Linked DNA regions of Homo sapiens: region 2 is linked to region 1. A link is a contact called in ENCODE Hi-C or POLR2A ChIA-PET data. All regions are on one chromosome and are shown on one strand. Each heading gives the region's core, a stretch centred on a gene start or an enhancer-like site at or near the end of the contact. The rest is flanking DNA. Distances are from core to core; before and after follow the strand shown. Region 1 has its middle 12 kb from the start of THG1L. Region 2 overlaps CYFIP2 (cytoplasmic FMR1 interacting protein 2).

Region 1 (4,277 bases), core at 468-2,967:
TTAATTGCTTACAGTAGCCAATAGGGCAAAGACCCTACTTCCACATAAAGTTACATCCACAGATATATGGGTTAGGACTTCAACATATTTTAGGAGAGTCACAATTCCACCCAGAACATGTAGAAAAGTTAAAAAAATATATAATGGATACCCATAAAACCACCACTAGATTCAATAGTTGTTAACAGTTTGCCACTTTTGCTTTTACTACCAATCTACTTTTTTACTGTTACTATCTCATCCCTAAATACTTCTTAGTGTGTCTCCTAAGATTAGTCTTTTACACACTACATTATCATACCTGTAAAATTTAAAATTCCCTAGTATCCACTAATAAAGAGTGGCAATAGATTATATTATTACTCAAAAGTATTCACTTTCCTCTTCTCTATGGGAAGATGACACACTCTTCCCCTATAATCTTAGCGCTTGGCCATATTGCTTCAGCAAACATATTGTGAGCAGCAAGATGCACATTGTGCGGTGTAGAAGCTTTTCTAATCATTTCCTGGGTTTTGGGGTAAGACACAGGGATCAAAACAGCTATCAGGAATATAACCATAGTCAACTGGCAGTACAAGTGACTTGAACAGGAAATAAACTTTTGTTTTACAAACCACTAAAACCTAGGGTTGTTTGTAATTGCAGATTTCCCCAGTGAATTTAGAGCTGTTTTTAATGGTTTTTAGGCCAGTATCCAGTCAAGAGTTTTGCATTGTATTTGGTTGTTATGTCTCTTAAATCTCTTATTCTGGAACAGTCCCCACTTACCTTTTCTATTTTTTTTTTTTTTTTTTTTTTTTTGAGACAGTGTTGCTCTGTTGGCCAGGCTGGAGTGCAGTGGCACAATCTTGGCTTGCTGCAAACTCTGCCTCCCAGGTTCAAGCAATTCTCCTCCCTCAGCCTCCTGAATAGCTGGGATTACAGATATGAGCCACCAAGCTGGCTAATTTTTATATTTTCAGTGGAGACAGGGTTTCCCCATCAAGGCCAGGCTTGTTTCCAACTCCTGGCCTCAAGTGATCCACCCGCCTTGGCCTCCCGAAGTGCTAGGATTACAGGCGTGAGCCACCATGCCCAGCCCTCCACTTACCTTTTCTTTCTTCCCTGTTTCTCCTCCTTTTTCATTTTCCTTTTTTCTCCTAGGACACATGTTCAAAGATATTGTTCTTCTTGATAAAATTTACTTTTGAAGAAGCCAAGTCAGTGATCTTACATAATACCCTGCATCCTGAATATGTCTGATTATGTTCTTTTGGCGTGTGTGTTTTTGTTTTGTTTTGTTTTTTTAAGATGGAGTTTTGCTCTTGTCACCCAGGCTGGAGTGCAATGGTGCTATCTTGGCTCACTGCAACCTCTGCCTCCTGGGTTCAAACGATTATCCTGCCTCAGCCTCCCAAGTAGCTAAGATTACAGGCACTATCAATACAATTGCAATACAATTGCAATCAATTATAGTTATTATTTTTATCAATGCCCAAATTATCGCATATTTGGCCAGTGGGAACCCCTTTAAGCTGGCTCATCTTTTTTGAGATACACTCATTAGTCTGAGCATTTCCTTCCTTTCTGGGACAACACAGTGTCCCAGGCTCGCCTAGAATTTCCTCTGCCACAATGTGGAGCCAGCCATTTCTTCAAGGAGTTTATTTTCATTTTCATGGGGAATGGTAATTTGAAGTTAAGATCTGGATGCTTACTGCTTCTGGAGTGTCATTTTATCTCCACCCAATGGACAGAGCTGGGAAATACACTTTATTTTTTTGAGACATTATCTGGATCTGTCGCCCAGGCTGGAGTGCAGTGGTGAGATCTCAACTCACTGCAAGCTCCTCCTCCCTGGTTCAACCGATTCTCATGCCTCAGTCTCCCGAGCAGCTGGGATTTACAAGCATGCCCCACTATGCCAGGCTAATTTTTGTATTTTTAGCTCAGAGTTTCACCACATTGGCCAGGATGGTCTCAATTTCCTGGCCTCAAGCAATCTGCCCGCCTTGGCCTCCCAAAGTGCTGAGGTTACAGGCATGAGCCGCCGCACTGGGCCTGGAAAATACATTTTTAAAAATCATGAATTCAGGGCCGGGCATAGTGGCTCACACCTGTAATCCCAGCGCTTTGGCATGCGGATAGCTTGAGCCCACAAGTTGGAGACCGGCCTGGTTAACATGGGGAAACCCTGTTTTTTCTTTCTTTCTTTTTTTTTTTTTTGCTTTTAAGGAGCGGAGAGTTTAATAGGTAAGAAGGAAGGGAGAAGACAGAAGAAAGAAGCTCCCCCATACAGAGACACAGGGATGGGGGCTCCAAAGCTGAAAGAGGAGGTCCCCACCTGGCAGGGACACCAGCCAGGTATATATGCAGAGGCTGGAGGTGGTGTTTGATTTGCACAGGGCTCAAGGGATTGGTTTGACTAGGCATGACATTCACGTAGCCTGTAAAAAAGCTGACCCTCCCACCCTAGCCTTTTAATATGCAAATGTAGGGCGCCATGATGTTCTACACTCCTGGGGATATTTGGAGGTGGCCATGTTGCCAGGAACATGTGGGGAAAGGGCAGGAAGGCCACAGGAATCTCCATGTTTGGGTGGGCCCACTTTCTAATGGTCAGTATTTGCATATCAAAGGTTGGTGGGCTGCTGCTAAGAGCCAGGGATTTAAGAGAAACTTTTCCAGAGATGCTTTAAAAAACAAAAGCTTCCCTTGGCCAGGCACGGTGGCTCACGCCTGTAATCCCAGCACTTTGGGAAGCCGAGGCGGGAGGATCACGAGGTCAGGAGATAGAGACCATCCTGGCTAACACAGTGAAACCCCGTCTTTACTAAAAATACAAAAAAAAAAAAAAAAAATTAGCCGGGTGTGGTGGTGGGCACCCGTAGTCCCAGCTACTCAGGAGGCTGGGCCAGGAGAATGGGGTGAACCTGAGAGGCGGAGCTTGCAGTGAGCCGAGATTGCGCCACTGCACTCCAGCCTGGGCAACAGAGTGAGACTCTGTCTCAAAAAAAAAAGAAAAAAAGAAAACTTCCCAAGGACCTCTCTTCCTACAACATTCCCCGCTATGGAGATGCCACACTAACTGCTGTTAGAGGGTTTTGGGTTATGGTTCTTTCTGGCTACTTTCTGCTGAAAAGGGGAGTCACATGGGGGAACAGCAGCTAGGGCTCCTCCTGGGGTGGATCTAAGGGTCCTCAGAAGAATGGCATCTCCATGTGTGTTTCAGTTTACAGCACCGTTTGGAGTTTGATTGCTTCTAGGTGAGAAGAAACAATTTGAGTTATAGTATTGAGTATATAGGCTCCAAATATCAATACAAGACATATAAGCAAGAGAGTGCTTAAAAAAGGGGTTAACCAATTCCATAAAGAAGACTGGAATTTATTAAAAAGGGATTGTAGCCACTCAGAGCTGAAGCTGTCATTTTTCCTGAGCCTGTCAATAATTATGATTTGATTTTTTTTTTTTCTGAGATGGAGTTTTGCTGTTGTTGCCCAGGCTGGAGTGCAATGGTGTGATCTCGGCTCACTGCAATCTACGCCTCCCGAGTTCAAACAATTCTCCTGCCTCAGCCTCCTGAGTAGCTGGGATTACAGGTGCGTGCCACCATGCCCGGCTAATTTTTTGTACTTTTAGTAGAAACAGGAATTCACCATGTTGGCCAGGCTGGTCTCGAACTCCTGACCTCAGGTCATCTGCCTGCCTCAGCCTCCCAAAGTGCTGGGATTACAGGCATGAGCTGCCATGCCCAGCTGATTTGATTTTTAAGTACCTGTAGATTTTCCTCTACTTTACTAGCGGTGTTAATCCAAAAGCAGCATGTTTCATTTAAAACTGCATTACTAAACCCCAAAAAAGGCCTAGCAGACTCAGTGATGGTAAAACTTTCATGCTTCCTTTTTGTCAACTATTATCCCTGCTATAAAGATAATAATTAAGCAAAATACTACAGCAATGGAAACTCTCTGTCCAATATTTCAGTTTAAAGATGCTACCATGGGAGGTCTGTTCCAAGATGGCTGAATAGGAACAGCTCTGGTCTGCAGCTCCCAGTGTGATTGACGCAGAAGACGAGTGATTTCCCACTAAGGTACCTGGTTCATCTCTTTGGGACTGGTTGGACAGTGGGTGCAGCCTACAGAGGGAGAGCCGAAGCAGGGTGGGGCGTCACCTCACATGGGAAGCAGAAGGGGTCAGGGGATTTCCCTTTCCTAGCCAAGGGAAGTCATGATAGACTGTACCTGGAAAAACAGGACACTCCCGCCCAAATACTGGGCTCTTCCCATGGT
Region 2 (4,277 bases), core at 205-2,704, 330 kb before region 1:
GGATACTTTTGCTAAAGAAACACTTAACGGAACACTAGATGCTTATGTAACATTGTTTGTTAAAGCAAAAACTAGAAACAACCCAAACATCTAATAGTAAAGCATTGATTAAATAAAATGCCAGGTTATTGCATATCACGTATGTACTTAATACATAATGAAAAGGCAAAATTAGATCTTGTTGCATCAGTGTGGATAGATCATAGGCACAGTCAATTGGATGAAGCAAGCTGCACTACAGTTCATGCAGGATGATGGCTTTTTTTAAATGCACACAACAAAACCATATAAAACTCTTCTGAAAATGTCTGGAATGATGTCTACCTAGTTTATCATGGTGGCAACCTCTGAAGAGAGATGAGATAGAATAGAGTGGGAGAGAAAGAAGACTTCAGCCTTTTCTGTAGTGTTCTAACAAGGGTGAATGAGCTTATATGTTATTCTGTAATTGTTAAAAACCAGTACGAGTCACGATGAACATCAAGATGAGTAAGACAGGACCCCTGCCTTCAGAGAATTCAGATTATGCAGGGAGCAGGAAGGAAGAGAAATAGGGGGAGAGCGGAGAAACAAAAGGCATGTGCTATCTCCTTTCAAGTTGATTTCAGCAAGCTTCACATTTTGGGGGCAGGCAGGGGAAGAATTCTAGAAGAGAAACAGGGTATTCTAGTGAGACAAGCCAATGCTGACTGTTTAAGAGATTTAGGATTGAAATCTGCTTTTGAACTCGCATTCCGGCGGTCCTCTTTGGTGTTCTCACCAAGGGCAAAAGGACTCAAATCCTCAGCGGAGGACAGAAGGTGGCCTCTCTTCTGGCAAAACATGGTAAGTATTTTTGGAGCACGATGCAAAGCCTCATCTGCACAGACGTCATGCTGAGGAAGCCACCCCAGCCCGGCCCCCGCATGCCACCAACCTCCTTCTGAAAATGGTGATTAAAAGCTAATCATGGGGCCGGGCGCGGTGGCTCACACCTGTAATCCCAGCACTTTGGAAGGCCGAGGCAGGCGGATCACCTCAGGTCAGGAGGTCGAGACCAGCCTGGCCAACATGGTGAAACCCCAACTCTACCAAAAACACAAAAATTAGCCAGGCGTGGTGGCGGGCACTTGTAATCCCAGCTACTTGGGAGGCTGAGGCAGGAGAATTGCTTGAACCCAAGAGGTGGAGGCTGCAGTGAGCTGAGATCATGCCACTGCACTCCAGCCTGGGCAACAGAGCAAGACTCCATCTCAAAAAAAAAAAAAAAAAAAAAAAAGCAGCTAATGGTGGTTGGGTTCTTTGACTCACCAGAGAGAGAACTCAGATACTGTAGAGCACACACATTTTCTTTTTTGGCCTGCAGAGGCTAAACAGAGGAGATCCTCTCCAGTGATTTCCTTTTAGGGAGAAAACCCAGTGAGTGACATGTGAATGTGTCTGCTCCACTGCTGCTGTCATCCTGCAGGCATCCCGCCTCTCACTCCGAAGTCTGGCATGTGTTTCCACTTAGAGGACTGTGAATTCCTTCCCTGTTCTGGTGAACACCATTTCCTTGGGACTGATAGAAATCTCAGTCTGTCAAATGCCTAGTGTTTAACAAATAAAAGCCTAGACATTCTGTGAGACAGGAAATGCTAGTTTTATAAGTCTCCCATTCCTCAAGAAATAGTCCAAAACTTAGTCATTCCATGAACCAAAGAAAAGTTAACAAAATATTAACTTCTGAGAAGGTTTGGGCACAGGGTACTCGTAAGATATCTAGGAGGTGACAGAGGAAGTCTGCAACATATTTAAAGCCGGGAAGCTTGAGCAGTATTGCATTCTTTGCATTTGTTTGAGACAAATTGAAGTGACCTGGTTTGTTGCCCCACACTATCACCAAGAAGAAAAACTTGGGGCTGGGGGAGGTTAAAAGACAGGGATCCTTGTCCCTTCTCCACCCCTGAATTATCTAGTGCAAGCCATTTTTCTCAATCTTTATTTTACCATCTATGTAATGGGATCATAGCTGCTTTACCTGCCTTTCTTGTTATCACGAGCAAATAATAGAAGCATAAGAATTCAAAAAACATTGAGGTTTTTGAGAAGGAATATTGTTACATATTCCTTCTCAAAGTTATAGAGAAGGAATATTGATGATTCCGGCACAGCTTCACAAATGTTTTCTCTATCCCCTTGTTAAACTCACATAAGAAGGGCAGAAAGAGAAATACTCCCCACCGAGGGGAATAGAAAAGAAATGGATAAAAGCTATGTTAAACACTCCCCTCCCTACATAACACCAAACTGCAAATTGAGGGTATTTGCAGGAAGCGAGCTATAAAGCACATTTTCAAAGCAAAGAGAAAATGATAGACATACCAAAAGACAAGATGTGAAAGAAAACTCACAACATAAAAAAATACAATGTTAACACACACGGAAAAGTATCTGGCCTTACCAGTAATCAGTGAAATGCACATTCAAAGAATGAGGTAAAATTTTTAAAATTTTTCATCTCAAGTTGATGAAGACTATTTCTGAATGGAATAATTTTATTATTATTATTGAGACAGGGTCTTTGCCTGTCACCCAAGCTGGAGTGCAGTGGTGTGATCACAGCTCACTGCAGCCTCAGCCTCCCAGGCTCAAGCAATCTTCCTGCCTCAGCCTCCCGAGAAGCTGGGATGACAGGCGCACAACACCATACCTGGATAATTTTTTTTTTATTTTTATAGAGATGAGGTGTCACTATGTTGCCCAGTCTGGGATACAGGAGTATTCATGAGGGTACAAGGAACAGGCTTCACACAGGTAGATGCACACGGATCAACTTTCCTTGAGAATAGTTTGCCACTGTATAGCAGATGCCTTTTACAATATTTATACTCATTGACCCTTCAGTTACTAAGTATTCATCCTAACAAAATGCTCAGCGGTAGCTCACACGATGTTATGTATAAGGATGGTGGGCTGGGCATGGTGGCTCACACCTGGAATCCCAGCACTTTGGGAGGCCAAGGTGGGTGGATCATGTGAGGTCAGGAGTTCAAGACCAGCCTGGCCAACGTGGTGAAACCCCATCTCTACTAAAAATGCAAAAATTAGTCGGGCGTGGTGGCCCACGCCTGTGATCCCAGATACTCAGGAGGCTGAGGCAGGAGAATGGCTCGAACCCGGGAGGTGGAGGTTGCAGTAAGCCGAGATTGCGCCACTGCACTCTGGCCTGGACAGCAGAGTGAGACTCTGTCTCGAAGATTTAAAAAAAAAAAAAAAAAAAAGGATGGTGTCTTTAGAATTGTTCATAATTGTGAGTTTGTAAACAATTTAAGATAACCAAGTATATACGACTAAATGAATTATATCAATGACCATTAAATGTAGTCATTCCTTCACAATATTGAAAGAAATAAGTTGAAGTTACTGATATATTAAGAAAAAAGCAACATAGTAATATGACTCAAATTGTTAAATATACATGTATACATTCACATACCTAAACAAATCATACATATTTTAAGAATGCTCATCTCTGGGTAATGAGGTTTATGAAATATTTTTATTTTCTTAGAACTTTTTTTTTCTTTTTTCCTAACCACTAGGCCACCAGGAAAGGACAAACACTTTTCAAAGGAAAGGGAGAAAGCTCCTGTGTCATTCAAGGCCCTTTTCATTGGCTGTAGTGGGTGGGGGGCACCAGAGTTCAAAGTCTGTCTGCAGATTGATAACCTCAGTTGCCAGTTTTTCTATTCCCCCTTCCAGGACTGTCTGACCCTGAGGACTGATTCAAATTAACCAAATGCACAGTAGATTAATTAGTAAACCAGAACTTTGCATTAATTTGCAAAATATTCATGGCTTGAGAACAAATTGGGGTCTTTTATTTACTGAGCGTCTCCCCTGTACCAGACATTCTCTTTCTGAAATGGGGAGCCCTTTCTGGGGCCAAATAGAACAGAGTAAGAACAAATAAAGAGAATACAAACAGACTCAAACACAGGCTCAGGATTTTTTTTTTTTTTTTAACACAAGAGATATTTTTAGCTAACTATGGCAATCTGAGCAGTTCCCTCTCTGCTCCCAAGCTGTTCCTGCCAATGAAATCAGGATGAGTCACCGGGAATCAGGGTTCCCTCTCCTTCGTGTTTAAAACACACATTGGCAAGCTACTTCTCCAATTCATCTTTTTCCTAGATTTCTTTCAGTTGGTAGTTGTCATGACAACTACACTCATGGTCCACATTTATAAGAGACTCCTGCATTGGTGTCTCCTGATTTCCTTCCCTTCATGGATTCACTTAAAAGTCACCCTCTCT

The links. Hi-C counts contacts between places; a loop is a spot of excess contacts on that map. ChIA-PET counts read pairs that join two places held with the same protein, here RNA polymerase II (POLR2A). Pooled maps may share reads with other maps.
Region 2: a pooled map shows a loop between it and region 1 (6-fold over the local background). The contact joins two enhancer-like sites. A Hi-C loop is called at or near these places in 1 of 168 maps with a recorded cell type or tissue (chondrocyte) and 6 of 50 pooled maps. POLR2A ChIA-PET finds 5 or more read pairs at or near these places in 4 of 52 experiments (AG04450, BJ, T-cell and 1 more).

Annotation. Positions count from the first base shown.
Region 1 is chr5:157,716,959-157,721,235 of GRCh38, forward strand. No RefSeq gene overlaps it. Among named protein-coding and RNA genes, the nearest start is that of THG1L, 12 kb to the right of the region's middle. Within about 2 kb of position 1,718, at least 3 of the 41 ENCODE cell types and tissues checked have a DNase peak (open chromatin) inside an H3K27ac peak, as active enhancers do.
Region 2 is chr5:157,383,706-157,387,982 of GRCh38, forward strand. All of the region lies in intron 28 of CYFIP2 (cytoplasmic FMR1 interacting protein 2), which reads left to right. All of the region lies in intron 1 of NIPAL4-DT (NIPAL4 divergent transcript), which reads right to left. Among named protein-coding and RNA genes, the nearest start is that of FNDC9, 40 kb to the left of the region's middle. Within about 2 kb of position 1,455, at least 15 of the 41 ENCODE cell types and tissues checked have a DNase peak (open chromatin) inside an H3K27ac peak, as active enhancers do.